2 separate regions of the Mus musculus genome follow, and region 1 is linked to region 2. The links are chromatin contacts, found by POLR2A ChIA-PET in ENCODE. All regions are on one chromosome and are shown on one strand. Each heading gives the region's core, a stretch centred on a gene start or an enhancer-like site at or near the end of the contact. The rest is flanking DNA. Distances are from core to core; before and after follow the strand shown.

Region 1 (5,286 bases), core at 2,077-4,576, 90 kb after region 2:
CAGTCTGTGAGACCCTGCAGATGAGGCGGCCCTTCTCATTTCACCCTGTCCGTGCTCACTCTCACTGCCCCTTCCCTTCGAGCTCCTTCCCTGGGTCTGACTATGAACACCCCCCTCTCAAGTCAGGCGACATTTCCCTCCAGCCACCAAGTGAAACCAGCACCTCAGGAACTCAGTCTACCTTGTCTGTTTCGTTTACGTCACAGTAACTATGCATGATTATCTTATTTGTTTATGAGATAATTTTCCTTGGTCTTGCCCTTCCCTGGAATAAACATGCAATGAAGGCAAGTAACCCTTACCTCCAGTCCAGGACTGGAAATGGTTCCAGTACATGGCTGGGCAGGCCAGCTTAGTGTGTACGTGCAGAACCCCGGGCCCGCAGAGGGCAAGGTGAGGTCACAGGATGCTAAGCAGGGCTCCCCAGATCCTGCTAGGTGTGTTTGAGAAAGGAATGGCCGTGGGTGGGAACACTAGCAGAAGGCAATCCTTTGGGGACAACCTTTTGGATTTCCCTGTCCAATGTCGCCATCCTGGCTCCTGGAGCTCAGTTGGTGCAGATGGGCTCCTGAGCAGAACACGCTTTAGCATTATCTTGTCCCCTCAGAACCCACATGAGCTGGCCATGTTCCTGCTCAGCTGGACTAGGCCTGTACTCCTCCTCTTCCCCTGTGAGTAGTGAGAACATTGGAAACTGTTTACTTACATTAAGGAGACAGGGAAGCTGAACAGATATACCCAGGCCTTTTAGATTAAGCAAATACAAGTCCCCAAATACAAGTGGGTAGGCAATATGATACCAATGGGAAAGGGTCCTGAGACCAAATGTAATGGTGTCAAAATGACAAATGTTATCTTTGTCACTGGGGGCTTCTTCCCTTGAGAGGCCAAGGTGTCCAGGGCTAAAGAGCCCAGGTCCTAGTAAGCAGGATAAAGCCACTGGAATATAAACTCAGAGTTGGACCAATTGTTCCCTTGCTGAAAATGTAGACTGAGCCCAGTCTTTCCATCAGTAAAATTGGTAAGGTGAGACATATGTTAGCATCCTCTGCTTCTAATGGTGATAGAGATTTATAAGAATCAAATTATCTGGGTGTTGTGCTATATACATCTTTGATCCCAGTACTCAGGAGGCAGAGGCAGGCAGATCTGAGTTCAAGGCTACCTGGGTCTATAAAGTGAGTTCCAAGACAGCCAGAGTCCTTACACAGAGAAACCCTGTCTCAAAACAAAACAAAACAAAATCTGTCAGCTTAAGCGCTGGAGTTGTAGATTGTCAAACAGGGCTGTCAGTTGCATGATGAGTGCATGTGTGTGGACCAGATGCATACAGGTGGTTTTGGAAGTCAGAAGTGGGCATCAGGTCCCCTGGAACTGGTTAAGTTATATGAAAGCCGTGCTGGGAACTGAATCTGCGTCCGCAAGAGCCGCAAGTGCACTTAACCGCTGAGCCATCCTTCTAGCCCTTACTGTGGTTTGTTTTGATAAAGACGGTGTCTTTACCTAGGCCATTCTGGCCTCAATCTCTGGGCACTCCTGCCTCCACCACCCAAGTGCTGGGGTCACAGGGTATATACACACCACCTTAGTCTTGACTGTTGCTTTTACGTGGATATTTATGCATAAAATACAATGTAACCAAGTCGACCAGATACTTTTAACAAGGCAAGTGACAAAGGCATACTGTTCATAACTGATAGATTACAGCTGCTTACTGATTTACAGAAAACCAAGGTCTTCAAATCACTTGGGTACTCTAAGAAATTACAGCAAGGTGGGAAGACAGCTTGTGTTAAGGGATGACCCCAGTGAGTTTGATCCTGGAATTCACTAAAGGTGGGAGAAAAGAACACACTCTCCACATTTGTCCCCCGACCTCTGCATCTGCATCTGTAGCACGGGTCTGCCCCCTCACACATACCATAGGAACATACACAAATATACGCAGACACAATAGGCAAAGATATGTGAGCAGAGTGGCCCAATAGGAACACAATAAAGCCCTTTTTAGTTGTTACATCTGATGAAGTAACAAACAGTGCAATTAAGCTGCATTTTAAACAGTATCCCCAAACTATAATTAGACTCATTTCAACAGGCAGTATGAAATGGAGACTTTCCATTCTTTTCTTAGGAGGTCATTAAAATCCACGTGTACTTTACAGCAGAGATTGCAAAACCACCCTTAAAGTCAGGCTTGCCAAACTGCATGAGCACCAGGAATAAATCCTTGTGGAGTGAGAAGGCAAGAGAACTTGGAACTCAGTTGTTTAGTCCCAGAAGGGTGGCCAGCTCTGTGTCTTCAATCGTTTACCTGGTCTGGACAAATCCTGATACCAGAGCAAGAGCAGAGCTCTCTAGGGAAGGAGGTGATAACTTGTTTTATTTATTTATTTATTTATTTATTTATTTTTGGGCGGACATACTGCAACCCACAACTTCTCCATGAAAAGATAATCTGGTTATAACGAAACATATCTACACAAAATGAGGTTTCTTATAGTAGCTTTAAAAGATTTGTGTTAGTGTGTGTTTGTGTGAGTGTGGCCCCCACAGAGGCCAGAAGTACTGGATCGCTTGGAGCTGGGGAAGACAGGCTGTTGTGAGTCACACGGTCTAAGCGCTGGAGCATAACAAGGTTCCCTGGAAGAGGAGTAACGGCTCTTAACGATTTAGTCATCTTTCCTCAAAAGCAGAAAAAAGGAAAGAGGCCAAGTGCAAATGAATGTTTGCTAGAACTCGGGGTACGGCTCGATCCACCCTCAGAAACAAACAAAACAGACAGACAGACGTGCCCCAGTAAGGAGCAAAGCCCTTGTGGAGCCTACGTTGAAAATCAGGATTCTTCAGAGTGACTGGGGTCAGCGGCTCTGAAGGATTCTCAGATGTGATGGCAGCTTAGGCGGCCCCTGCTCTCCCCTCGGTCCCCACTGATTTCCCCAGCCACCCCGGGCGAGCAGCTTGATTCTCCCGCCGCTTAGCGCTGCGGTTGCCATGGCAACGCAGTCAGCTGCGAAGGAGCGCGGAGCCCATCGGGCGGTGCCATCTTCCCTTGCCCCGTACCCTCGGGGACACCCTGGCGTCCGTCTTGCTCCTCCCAGAGACCCACATCCCTATCCCGAGCCGGCTGCGGACATCCAAGGAGCCGAGAGTACGGAGAGCCGCAGGCGCTTAGCGACGGCAAGCCCAGCCTCTCGCCGAATCCCGCGGAGCGCGGAATATCGCGAGACCTGGAGCGCCGTGCCTTCCGCCCCTCTTGACGCTCTTCCGCGGCGCTGCGGCGCGTCACTTCCTCCCGACCGGGCCGGCGGCGCGCGCCTTACATCCGGTTCCCGCCGCGGCTTGCAGTTGTCTTTCTGCGGAATCCGGATCATGGCGGCTAACGCCACGATGGCGACGTCTGGCTCGGCGCGGAAGCGGCTGCTCAAAGAGGAGGACATGACCAAAGTGGAGTTCGAGACGAGCGAGGAGGTGGACGTGACCCCCACGTTCGACACCATGGGCCTGCGAGAGGACCTGCTGCGCGGCATCTACGCCTACGGTGGGGCGCGGGCCTCGAGGCGGGGGAGGTTGGGGGCCGGGCCCCGGTAGGACGGGGTTAGGCCCGGCGGCGACGAGCGGCTCCGCCCCAGAGCTCCGGCCTGCTCCCCCGGGGCTGCAGTCAGCCAGGCTCTTCAGTGGCTCGTGTAGCGAGCGGATCGCCATGTGTGTCCCCCGAGGTGCCCCGAGCTTTGATGGGGAAGTCGCGGCTCTAAGTCTGGTGGGTTCTCGCCTTAGGGAGTTTAAAGCTTTCTAGGGAGGCGAAAAACACGAAGCCAAAGTGCTTCAGGCGGTGGGAATTGGGAAAACAAGAGAATGAGCAGCTGGGTAGAGTAGGTAGATTGGTAGGGGACAGTTAAAAGAGCCGAGAGAGAGCTCCCAGAGGCGTTCATAATCACCAGGGTGACCCTGGCTTCTCGAAGCCATGGCCAGACCTGTGCCAGGAACAGAAAAAGAACCCCCTGTCATGTTTTAAACGCCTGGGTAAAGATTTTGAGATTCATTCCTAAATACCGCTGGAAGCCACTGCAGGGCTCTAAGCAAAATTGACAGGATCGGGCTTACAGTTTGAAAGTTTATCTTGGTGTCTGGATTTGGAGTTAGAAGAGGAGGCGGGGGTGATGGCCGGACTGTAGAAGAGAGATGCTGATGTTGTCGTTGAGTTGGAGCTGGATTTTTTTTTTTTTTTTTTTTTTTTGAGTGAATGGTCGGTCATGCTGCTGGTGTGTGTTTAGGAGCATTTAAGGGAGGCCAAATGAGCTTTGTCTTTTTGTTTCTGTCCTTTTCTTTTTTCCTTTTTTTTTTTGAGACTTTCTCTTTGGAGCCCTGGCCGTCCTGGAATTCTTTGTAGACCAGGCTGGCCTCAAACTCAGAGATTCCCTGCCTCTGCCTCCCAGATGGTGGGGTTAAAGGTGTGCCACACCAAGCCAGGATTGTTGTTGTTGTTGTTGTTTTGAGGTAGGGTCTCTACCTAGCCCTAGCTGCCCTGGAACTCACTAGACCAGGAAGATTGGTCCCTCCCATTTTTAATGATACCCAGCTTGGGTTTTCGGTAATCCCAGATGTAGGCAAGTTGGCAGCCAAGAATAGCATTACAAGTCCTGTGTTGAGCTGGCAAGTGTCACTAGCTACATCTTAAAAGAGTGTAAAAATAAACTACAACAAGCCAGTCTCACAGCTTTAATCCCAGCACTTGGGAGACAGAGGTCAGTCTACAAAGTGAGTTCAAGATAGCCAGGGCTCTGTTACTTAGAGAAACCCTATCTTGAACAACCCCTCACCACCCCCCCACCACCCCCACACACACCAAAGCAAACCAACAACATCTTTTCTGTATAAATTATGTCTGCTTATTTGGAAAGTACTTGTGTTTTTGTTGTTGTTTGTTTTGAGACAGGTCTCTACATAGTCTTGTCTGTCCTGGAACACTCTGTAGACCAGCTGGCCTTGAATTCATAGAGATCCGCCTGCTCAGCCTCTCTGCTGGGACTAACAGGGTGCACAGCCTTGTGTAGTCTTCATTCTGTTCTCATTGCTGGTGGTAATGCCCAGCAGGTGGGGTGGTAGGTACCTAGGATGGGGCTGCCTGCAGGCAAGCACGGGGCATCTCACCTCACCCCTGTGCAGGCTCAGTACTCTGGAGCCTCGAGCAACACAAGTTCGAGTGCTTGCTGGCAGGAAGGGGCAACTGCAGTGCTTCCGGGTTTGTGGTTTTGCTTGTAGAGGAGGTTTCATGTGGCTTAGGCT
Region 2 (5,843 bases), core at 713-3,212:
CCTGGCCCCACTTGCCACAGCCAATCCGCAATCCTTACTATGCCTCCCCTCAAAGACCCCTAGATCCGTCCCTCTGGTCATGGCACCTCCCTCTCACGCACACCTTTAATAACTCCACCACTTAGGTCCTGCCTTCCCCTCTGCACTTCCAGACTCTCTGGCTGGGCTATAAGCTACATAGACGTGGGAGAGGAGGGCTACCAAAAACCCGGCAGAGAATCCCATGCTGGTAACCCCAGCACTTGAAAGGTGAAGGCAGAAGATAAGGAATTCAAGGCCAGGCAGGGCTCCAAAGAACTTCTTAAAACCAAAACAAGCAAGCAGGGGGCGGGAAACACAAGAGTAACTATGTATCCTTTGTGGGCAACCCACAAACTGCGGGAAACACAAGAGTAACTATGTATCCTTTGTGGGCAACCCACAAACTAAGAATGGTTAAGAATGGGAGTTGGGACTGGAGGCTTTCTAGCAAACAGGAGCTACAGGAAAGGGCAGAGGCTGAGAACTGGGGTCACAGGCTTCATGAAGGTTGGGAGCTAGACAAGGTGGTGGCATTGAACAAGTGCTTTCTCAGGTAAAAGTGTGGTCTGCCTCAGCCCTCTGTCCTCTCTTGAGAGATGTAAATTTCTTTTAAGAAAGCTCTGCTTTTCGTGGGTAGTGGTGGTGCATGCCTTTAATCTGGGGAGGCCGAGCAGGACAGATCTGTGAGTTCGAGGCCAGCCTGGTCTACAGAGTGAGTTCCACGTCAGGCAGGGGCTATAAAGAAACCGGGTCTTGAAGGCCAAAAAAACAAACAAACAAACAACAATAACAAAAACAAAATGGGGGGGCGGAGGAGGAGAAAGAAAGTTCTGCTTCTCAAACCATGAGTCTCACAGAACAAACTGAAACACACCACGGGGTGGCAGGTTATCTCCTACTACAATTTTCGGTTGGTGTGCCCAAAGCCAACACCACCTAAGTCAGTTCTCTAGTGCTGCTCAGGAAACTGAGAAGCCTGGACTAGAGGCAGCCTTGCACAAGTAAGCGGCCAGCGGCACCGCCTCTCCTTTCCACCAGCTAGAGGACCCTTCCCGTGCCTCCCCCCCTGGAAACTGCGAAGCCCGGACTAGAGGCAGCCTTGCACAAGTGAGCGGCCAGCGGCACCGCCTCTCCTTTCCACCAGCTAGAGGACCCTTCCCGTGCCTCCCCTCCACCCCCCGCCCGGGCTAGACTAAGAAAAAAGCAGATGGGTTTGGGCTAGCCCATTGCGAGCGAGCGCACCTCTCGCTGCAGCTTCGGGGACAGGGGAGGCTCCCGGCTTTGACCTAGGTAAGATCAGCGCCCTGGGCACAGACGCCTGGCACGAAAAAGTTCTGGCTTCAGTTGGTGAGGGCAGACATCTGGCTCGCAAAAGTTCTGCTGCAGTTGGTGAGAGCAGATTCCGGGGCGGAGCCTGGGACCGCTTTACGCGAGGACACGGGGTTGTGTAGGTTGGGGGTCCCCGACCTTCCTGGGTGTTGCTGGGGAGCAGGGCCGACCTAGCGCTGTCCGCAACCCGAGAGTTAATGGGGTCGGAGACTCAGGGCCAGGCTGGACCGGCTGCCTGCAGTGAAACCGAAACTTGGAACATGAAGGAAGTGGCCGCTGGGCGCCGGCGCATCAGGACGCAGGCACCATTCAGGGACTGTGACCACAGGGGCCATGAGCCGCCGGCCCACTCTTCCCTAGCAGGACCGGCACCCAATGAAACAGCATCCAGAGCTCCGCATGTCGCCCCGTGGACCCTTGGCCCGAAACACCCGCGCCCTGCCCAACGGGACCTTGCACCCCGGTCCCTGCGCGTCCCTGAGACCCACATCCCGCACCCTAGGCCTCGCGTCACTGCCCCTGGACTTGCATCCCGCTCCTAGCCCAGCACCAGATCCTGGAACCCCGAAGCCCCTCGCTCGCACCTGCAGTGCCCATGCGCCCGCGCGGACTGGCGCGCTTCGATGAGGGGTCACGGGGCCGGCGCCGCCCCTCCGCCTCCTTGGCGCACAGCCTTGCTGGAATTCCCCGCCTGGTGGCGCCGGCCTAGCTCGCTTGTCCAGAGCGACTACAGCCGCTGCGTGCCCACGGCCTTCGAAATCTCACTGGCTCTTGCACCAGGGTTGCACATTCTCCCCCAACCAGGACGGACCGCCCTGAATGGGTGACCATTGATAGGTTCAAACCTCTAGCCCCAGACATCCAGCACCTTGGACAGTATCCAGGATTTAGCCAAGCTGAAGCCACCCACAGAAGGACCTGGAGGACAGCAAGAGTGTTCACCTACAGGTTGCGTGCATGCAAAGTAGAGTGATGGCAAAGAAGTGATGGCAACCCATCACATCGAAGTCCACCAAAAGCCGCTAGCAGTAGTCATTGCTAGTGGACGGCCACACTGTGTGCTTGCACTTTCTCATCTGTGAGTCTCAGTCATGTCCTTTGCCCCCAAAGCTTTTTAACTAAGTATTAGCAAGTGTGGGGAGACCAAGCACTCAAATATCTTGAGCCTATGGGAGCCATTCTTGTTTAAAGTACCACAGTATCTGAGGATGGCCCTGGACTTCTGATCCTCCTACCTGTGTCTTTTTGTTTGGTTGGTTGGTTGGTTTGGGTTTGATTTGGTTTGGTTTTTTGAGACAGGGTTTCTCTGGCTGTCCTGGAACTCACTTTGTAGACCAGGCTGGCCTCGAACTCAGAAATCTGCCTACCTCTGCCTCCCGAGTGCTGGGATTAAGGGTGTGCGCCACCACGCCCGACTTCCTGCCTGTGTTTTAAGGGCTGGGGCTACATGTGCATACCACCATGGCTGGTCTTATGTTGGAATGGAACCCAGGGCTTCTGGATGCTCAGCAAGCACTGTACCAACTGATCTCGGTTCCCAAACCTCCATGCAGCTCTCTCAAAGTCTTCCTCCTATGCACCTCGGGGCCAGACCCTCATCTTCCCAGATTTTTAAAGTTTTTTTTTTAATTGCACTTATTTATGTTGTTGTATTAGAGCCACAGCATGCAAGTGGAGCTCCAAAGACAGTCTTCTGGAACCGCCTGTGGCTTAGTTTGTTCCTTATGGTCATTCTTTACACTTAATGGGTTCCCTCCCTCCTCTGGGGGTGGTGGGGTTGAGTGAGAATGGCTTCCATGGGCTGATATGTCCAAATACTTGGTCCCCTGTTGATTGAACTGTTTGGGAAGAAGTAGGAGGTGTGGCCTTTTCCACAGGAGGTTTGTCACTGGGGGCAGCTTTGAGGTTTTAAAAGCCCATTCCACGCCCAGTATACTCTCTGCTTTCAGATCCAGATGTGAGCTCTCAGCCACAGGCTCTGTGCCCTGCCTCTATCATAATAAACTTAAGCCCTCTGAACCTATATGCCCAATCAAACCATCTCTTTAATAAGTTGCCTTAGTCATGGTGTTCCATCATAGCAACAGAAAAGTAGCTAAGAGATTCTCAGCCACTCATCAGCACCTGGAGAAAGGAGTCATGGAGGGCATGCCATGAACTATCCTCCTGAGGCTGGGAGACGAACCTGTTAGCTTGCTGGAAAAGCCACCCATGGGTGTCTTATGTAATACAGAGCAGAGCTCCTTCAGAAACACCCTGTTACCATCTGTGTGTGTGGTGGTGTGGTGGGGGGGGGGGGGGCTCAGTAAGGTGCTGTTGCAGGGTGTGGCTGTCCAGAGGAGCATCTGCTCTGCCTGAATGAACTCTCAGATGGGCACTCTGTTAGGGATTTCAGAGGTCACATCCTATTCCCAAACCATAGGTTTATGATGCAAATCCTTGAGAACTAGAGGTCTGCACTCTGTGTGTTCACAGTTGAAAGCTGTTGATCTTGTTCAAGGCAGAGGCTTACTGAGCCCTGGTCCAGCAGTCCAGCTAGCGTGCCCGCTCTGGGCGTCAGCACTCTGCTCTTCACCCTCGGCTTTGGCTCTCTAGCAACCATGGCATCTCCTTCTCTCAACCTCTGCTCCTACCATGCCCTTGTCTCAGCCTCTCTCTCTAGTCTTCCAGCTTCTTCCTGTCATTTTGCCTCCTCAAACTTTGAGAGTCCTTCTGTGGTGCTGTCTGCCTTGGTCCCTCTCTGGAACTGTGTGGCTGCCCCAGCACTGCAGCTCAGAACTGCAAATACAGGGGCCCTTTGCCTGTAGTGACACTCTGGCAGCCTTCATGCTGTACCTACCAGAGCCAGAAGCCCCAGGATTTTGCCTCCTCCTCCTATAACCTGTTGTGCAATCAGCGTTAGTAACAGCAAAGACCATGGTAGGGTGAGCTGCCTTGAAGAAGCCTGTTAGAGCCACGCTACCACACTGGGGTCAGCACAGTGGAGAGAGCCTCCTAACTAACCCAGGAACTAGGAAGGTGTCGGAGACCATATCGTGAGAAAGTAAGCAGTTTCCCACCTAATAAGCCAAATGGCCTTGTGTTAGGAGCCGGTCACCTCCTCCTCCCTATCCCTTCCTGGCACCTAAGACCCTAAAAGTTTGAATTATAGTCCCCCCTTCCTTATCTCTTCCTGACTCCCAAGACTTCTAAGGATCTGAGTTATGTGCTGAGTTCAGCTTGACACCCCGGGATGTTAAGGAGGAATCTACATTCCTGAGATAAGACTCCCAGGGCCTCTCGCCTGCAGTCAGAATTCAGCCTTCATGTCCCCAGATGCCTACTTCTTTGTTCTTTGTTAATTCCCCCTCAGCCCCTCCCTATTTTCTCTCACTGTGTGTTTATAATCAGGCTCCTAGCCTTCATTAAACAGACCTTGACAGGAATCCTCCTTGGTTTCTCTCCCCCCCCCCCCACCGCCCATTTCTCTTGCAGGTTTGCGGTTCCCCTCGTACCCACGAATAACTGGGTCCTGCTGGTCAGGACAGGAAGGGTTGTGGAATACCAATGAGGGACTGACAGGTCCTCCTGAAGTCCGGTCCTGGTTCCTCCCGGCCCCATGCTCCCAGAAAGAAGGCTCAGGCTCAAAATATATTTACAAATACCTTGGCCATACATATATAGCTAGGCTCTTCTCTAACTAGATAGCCATAACTTAAACTATATAGAAATGATTTGTGCAGGGGCTGGTGAGATGGCTCAGCGACTAAGGTCACTGACTGCTCTTCCAAAGATCCTGACTTCAAATCCCAGCAACCACATGGTGGCTCACAACCATCCATGATGAGATCTGACACCCTCTTCTGGAGTGTTTGAAGACAGCTACAGTGTACTTACATATAATAAATAAATAAATCTTTAAACAAAGAATAAAATTTTGTGCTGGTGAAATGGCTCGGCGGTTTAAGAGCACTGACTGCTCTTCCGAAGGTCCTGAGTTCAAATCCCAACAACCACATGGTGGCTCACAACCATCCGTAATGAGATCTGAGTCCCTCTTCTACCCTTTCAAGCCCCAACACTGCAGGAGAGAAAAAAAGAATAGAGAAGAAAAGAAAGAGACCCCTATGATGGTTTGAATAAGCTTGGCTTGGGGACTAGCCATAGTAGGAGGTGTGGCCTTGTTGGAGTGGGTGTGGCCTTGTTGGAGGAAGTGTGTCAACAAGTATGCTCTCTGATCAAGGTGCAGAACTCTCAGCTCCTGGGTCAGACTGCAGTGATCCCTCTTTGATGATAATGATCTGAATCTCTGACCCTGTAAGCCAGCCTCAGTTAAATGTTGTCTTTTGAGCTGGGCGTGGTGGCGCACGCCTTTAATCCCAGCCCTTGGGAGGCAGAGGCAGGCGGATTTCTGAGTTCAAGGCCAGCCTGGTCTACAAAGTGACTTCCAGGACAGCCAGGGCTACACAGAGAAACCCTGTCTTGAAAAACCAATAAAACAAAAACAAATGTTG

The links. ChIA-PET counts read pairs that join two places held with the same protein, here RNA polymerase II (POLR2A).
Region 1: POLR2A ChIA-PET joins it to region 2 with 32 read pairs in Patski. The contact joins the promoter of Eif4a3 here to the promoter of Rnf213 in region 2. POLR2A ChIA-PET finds 5 or more read pairs at or near these places in 3 of 5 experiments (Patski and embryonic stem cell).

Annotation. Positions count from the first base shown.
Region 1 is chr11:119,298,083-119,303,368 of GRCm38, reverse strand. Eif4a3 (eukaryotic translation initiation factor 4A3) reads left to right here and starts at 3,326. Exons shown (of 12, transcript NM_138669.1): 1 at 3,326-3,541. The coding sequence starts at 3,373.
Region 2 is chr11:119,386,218-119,392,060 of GRCm38, reverse strand. Rnf213 (ring finger protein 213) reads right to left here and starts at 1,962. Exons shown (of 68, transcript NM_001040005.3): 1 at 1,935-1,962. It overlaps Mir1932 (microRNA 1932), which reads right to left and starts at 1,589; the gene lies at 1,500-1,589.